Regions from separate parts of the Mus musculus genome. Here region 1 is linked to region 2. A link is a loop called in an ENCODE intact Hi-C map of the cell type or tissue named here. Cell type or tissue: left cerebral cortex. All regions are shown on one strand. Each heading gives the region's core, and the rest is flanking DNA. Links, peaks and the distances in the headings are about the cores only.

The links. A loop is a pair of places that touch in the nucleus more often than their neighbours do. Peaks named below come from ENCODE experiments on the same cell type or tissue, not always from the same donor. Only the 100,000 strongest peaks of a DNase experiment are listed, where the experiment ranks them.
Region 1: it touches region 2 in a loop (17-fold over the local background); 2 of 42 quality-filtered maps call a loop at or near these places.

What each region holds. Positions count from the first base shown.
Region 1 is chr4:112,611,963-112,614,800 of GRCm38, forward strand. Skint2 (selection and upkeep of intraepithelial T cells 2) reads left to right here and starts at 1,778. Exons shown (of 8, transcript NM_001285965.1): 1 at 1,778-1,803. In left cerebral cortex, for the core only: no CTCF peak of the experiment used is centred there; no DNase peak of the experiment used is centred there.
Region 2 is chr4:112,541,486-112,544,323 of GRCm38, forward strand. No RefSeq gene overlaps it. Among named protein-coding and RNA genes, the nearest start is that of Gm24099, 48 kb to the right of the region's middle. In left cerebral cortex, for the core only: no CTCF peak of the experiment used is centred there; no DNase peak of the experiment used is centred there.

The DNA of each region.
Region 1 (2,838 bases), core at 57-2,556, 70 kb after region 2:
TGAGACCTATGCAAGTTCAAGCAAGAACAAATCCCAGCATGGAGAAGGAAATTTGTTATGAAATTGCCCCCATATTTGAGGAGTCATTGACAACAGATAGTTGCTAAGAAAAGGAGAGGCAGTTTTCTTTAAAAGTGCAATCCTTGGTAAGGCAACAATACTCCCATGGAAGAATGTACTTCCAAAACCACTCGATAGCACAGTTTGTTCTTGATTGGTGTGTTGGTTATATTTTGCAAATTTGAAGTGAACCAAGAAATATCAGGGAAAAATAATCTTAATTGGGAAAATGCCTTCATAATATTGATAAATATATATAAACAAGACTATGTGCTACAGTCTCAAGTATTAATGTGAGACACCCAAGAACATTCTGGGTTGTGAAAAGTCCAGAGCATGTAATAAGAAACCATGCTAAACAATCCATAAGTATCAAGCCACAAAGCTGTCTTCACTCCAAGGCTTCTGCTTTAGTTCCTGCCTCTAGGATCCTGCTTCTCAGTTTCCTGTGTTTGTTTCCATTACGATGTAGAGTTACCTGAATTGTAACTGAATTAAACTTTTTCCTTCCTGTGTTGCTTTGGTCGTGGTATTTCATCACAAAAATAAAAATGTTGCAGTTTTTATTGTTTTTGTTTTGTTTTGTTTTTTATGTAAGGGACACAAAGTTGATTGGGTAGTGAAGGGGCATGGGTTGGGGAAGAATTGGCGATAAATTGATAAACTACTTTGTAAAACTATCTCAAGAACTAATAAATATATTTATAAACATTTATATGTGTATATTTATCATCTCATACATACATATAAGTGTACACATAGATATATGAAATACTTGTAGAGATACAATTATACAATCACTGAAGTTAACCTTTACATATATATACACATGCATATGCAAGTATCTGCAGTATTTTATAAACATATGTATGTACTAGTTAATATATGTTTTCATGTTAAACACATACATATATAAGTATGTAATCTATGTTAAACACATATATAAGTTTGTAATCTATGTTACACATTAATATACATCTATACATTACAAGTATGAGTGAATATGTGCATGAAATTAATTATTGTATCATATAGGTTTCCTAAATTTCATAACCTCTCTTATTTCTTCCTAAAGCTTACATCTTGTTCTTTCTCCCCAACTTTACTCCCAGTCAAGCTACTGCAAACTATGATTTTTGAATTTACTACTGTCTTTTGTGCCTTCAAGTTAGAATTGTTCTGTCAGCCTGGGAAACTGCTGTGATCTTTTGCTTACCTGGTCTAACTTGTTGTTTTGTTTTGAAATTACTGTCATTTATTAACTATACAAAGCTTCCTTGAATATATCATTTGAACTTAAGGACATTTACTTGTGTTTCTAAAGTTATCTTTACTATGTACATGTCTAGCATTCAAAATTCATGATACCTTTTTATTTGGAACTCAGTGAATGACAGGTATGGGTCAGATTTCTTTTTACTTCTCCTGTGGAGGAAAGTCTTGCTAGCGATTGAGTAACACTAGATGCAATCACTGAGCTAAACAAAGATTTCATTTATGGGTTGATATAACCAGCCCTGTAGGAAGTTCCCTGGAAGAGAGACCTGTAAGGCTTGCAGAATCATGTGGCCAGACTTTCAGGTTAGGAGTAGGGGTGTTGATAGTTAATTTCTCTCATCTCCCTCTAACTCTGACATGTTTATGGCTTCAGGAGAACTGCTGAAGTGTTATCAAAAATTCATATGACTCGATTGAGTCTTTTATAGGGACAACAGAGAACTGTTGTGGTATCATCTGGCTTAGGTAAGTAATGAGATGTATTAAGCTTTAGAATATGATTATACCTTCATAGATAAGTTTTATTTCTTCTATTTTTTTTCTTCCTTGTACCTCCTGGGAGGAATATTGTATACCTAGAAACAAGTTTCAAGTACTTAGACATAAGTATTTTAAGATTAGTAAATCTTGGGTCTCAGAAGGAGGGAGAGTTAGTCCTTTCTAGAGGGAATTTCCTAAGGTTTCTTTATGGGTGAAATGAAAATTTAATCTTGGGAAATAATGAACTTAGGTTCTAATTTTGGTTTAAACAGGGCTAAAGAAATATATGTATTCTTATAGCTGTTATTTCTCAGACACATAATAGTGAGACTTGTGCCCATCCTATGGTTTTTCTAAACCAATATAATTTCTATGTTGTGTTCTGCTGTGAAAAACAAAACCATAAAGAGAATGTATGAGACGTACCTGCTAAGTCTTTGAAATGTGTCTTTAAAATTTCAATTCCTAAAACAAGATAGCAGAAAAAGACAAATACTTCATGTTCTCAGTCATACATAGAAGTTTAAAAAGTTGATTTCCTAGAAATAGCTGCATAAACAGGCCTGGGATAAGGCAATTATTGGACATATTATTTTAGAAGGGGTAATTTATTTTAGGAATTTCATCCTAGACAATGGACTACAGTCAGCTAATGACTCCTGGGAAAGGAAAATAAGATGTTTATATTATATATTTATAAATTTTAATATGAAATACATATTTTAATATTTATATATTACACATATAAATTTAGGTATTACATACATATATATTATATATATGTACATATATATATATGAGTGTGTGTGTGTGTGCAATAATAATAAAAATTCTGCTGTCATCTTTAGAGTAGGGTGATGTGAGAGAAGCTGGAGGGAGGAAATGAGAGAAAATAATGTAATTATATTTCAAGTTTTAAAATAACTTAAAAGTTGATTTCATAGCTCAGTATCATCATCACTGTACTCTAGAAAAGGGAAATAGATGCAAAATTGAGTTATTTAATCTTTTGAAAATATA
Region 2 (2,838 bases), core at 59-2,558:
TCCTACCAATATATAAAAATGTGAGATTTATTTTAACATTTTTTTCTGTATTTTCTTCAATGTCTTCAATTTTTATTGGACCACTATTGCACTAGCTCTGCTTAAATATATTCTATGACATGTTTTGTAACCATTATTTTCCTGACTTCTATGTTAGTATGTTTGTCATTGGTACACTGTGATGAAACTTTTTGCTGCTAATTTTGTGTCAGATTTGATAATGTGTTTGTCTGCTTTTAGATATTTCTAATGGTATCATTAGTGTCTTTTATGGATAGAATTAGGTAATCTTTGACAACTTTTTCACAATTACTATCCCTTTGAGACATTTATTGTCTTATTGACATAGCTAACACTTCAGGTACTATGTTAAACAGGAATTATGAGAGTGGATATCCTTGTCATGTTTCTGATTTGAAAAGAATGTGTACCATGTTTCATAATTTTCTCTATTCAATGTGATGTTGGCTATGAGCTTATTGTATATTACCTTTCTTATGTTGAAATAATGCTATTTTATCCCTAGGTTTTCTAGGGGTTTATCAAAAAATGATGTTTTGTTTTGTTCAAGGCCTTTCCTATATCTAATGGAATAATCATTTGGTTTCTATTGGTTTAGCCTCTTTATGTAATGGGTTACATTTATTAATCTACACATATTGAAATTTCCCATCATCCATAGAATAAAACAAACCTGTTCAGGGTAGATCACCCTTTCATATGTTCTTAAGTTCAAATTTCAATTATATTATTGAGAATTTGCATCTGTGTTCAATAGGGAATTTGGTTTAAGATTATTCATTTTTACTTGAACATTTGTCTCGTTTGGGAATAAAAGTAATATGGGCTTCACAAAAATATTCAAGTTCTCTTTCCTGTTTTATAAAATAATTTAAGTAGTGTTGGTGGTAGTTCTCTGAAGATTGGGAAAAATTCTATCCTAAGTCCTCAGGATGTGGTGGATTTTTTTATGTTTGTTTGTTTTGTTTTGTTAATTGAGGGGTATTTAGTTATTGTTTATATTTTCTTGATGGTTATGATTCTGTTTGAATTCTTACTTTTTTATTTAAAATTGTTAGATCACATATATCAATAAACTAAGCAATTTATTTATATTTTTCCAGGTGAGAGATTTTTTTTTCTATTTTTTTTGTTTTCTTTTATTAGATATTTTCTTTATTTAGATTTCAAATGCTATCAGCTTTCCTTGTTTTCTCTCCAAAAATCCCCTATCCTCTCCGCCCTCCCCCTGCTCCCCAAACCACGCACTCCCACTTTTTGTCCCTGGCATTACCCTATACTGGGGTAGAGAACCTTCACAAGACCAAGGGCCTCTCCTAGGTGAGAGATTTTTAAGTCAGTGTATACACAAATGTATACCATCTTTGACAGTATATACAAAACTGTGCAAGATAAAGCCAGCAAAAATTCCACAATGGATGAGTTGGGAGATCCAGAATTTCCAATTTTAACTAAATAGCTATTGGCAATCCATGCCTTGTGTTTGGTTGGATGGCTTGGAAATATCAGGTTGTTTATGAATATGGCCCCAAGCCTTCTCATGCTTTGGTAGATACTACTACAACCCTACACACAGCCATCATTAAATAGACAAAGAGAGAGAGAGAGAGAGAGAGAGAGAGAGAGAGAGAGAGAGAGAGAGAGAGAGAGAGAATGTGAAGAGTTAGGAGGGAATATAGATATAGGTGGGTATTTAATTATAGTAGATTATTTAAGTAAGATGATCTTGAATTCAGTTTGCTAATATTATGAATTTTGCTATTTTGTTTGTTAAATATTTTAGCTTATAATTTTCTTTTCTTTATTGAGCCTTTGTCTGGTTTTGGTACCAAGGTAACATTGGATTCATAAAAGGAATTTGAAACTGCGTTTTTGTTTATTAGGTTGTAAAGTACTGTGACAGATAATCATATATTTGTTCTTTTTTGGAGGCCTGCTGAGATTCTGCACTGAATCTGTCTAACTCTTTTTTTTAATAATTGGGAGATTTTTAATTATTGCTTCTATCTTGCTGAGTGTTGTAGGTAGGTCTATTTGTGTTGTCTATCTTGCTTTACTTATTTTGTTGTTATATATCAATAAATCCATCCATTTATTTCAGTTTTTTCAGTTTTGTAGAATAGATACATGGTGCCATTACTGAGTTAGAACTTATGGACAGATAGTCCACATTGGCAAGAAGAGAACCCACTCCTATTATTCTGATAAACGCCAGAGTGCTAAACTGACTCTTGATGATTTATGTCTATTTCCATAAATTAAGGCGTATCTTAGCCCTCATGAAAGAAGCTTCTCTTTGCAGTGGACAATGATTAACACATAGACCCAGATAGTAGCAAATCTACAGAGAATAAGAGACTGAGAAGTACTCAGCCTTAAATGAAACATCTCTATCATTCTGCATCCTTTCATAGCTTAGGGATCATTGAGGGGAAAAGTGGAGAATATAAGAGCCAGAGATGATAACACAAGGAAACAGTATGTTCTGGACATAGGAGGACAGTTGCAATATTTTATCTCATAGTACTCACAACAGCACATGTAAGACCTATGCAAACTCAAGCAAGAACAAATCTAACCTTGGAGAAGAAAATTTGGTGTGAAATTGCCCCCATAGTTGTGGATTCATTGACAACTAATACTTGCTTAAAGTCAGTCTTCTTTAAAAGCACAATCTTTGGTAAGGCAACAATGCTTCAGTTGAAAAATATACTTCCAAAACTGTTTGATAGCTCAATTTGGTTTTAATTGGTGTGTTGGTTAGACTTTGCAAACTTGACATGAACCAAGACATATTAGAGAAAAAGAATTTTAATT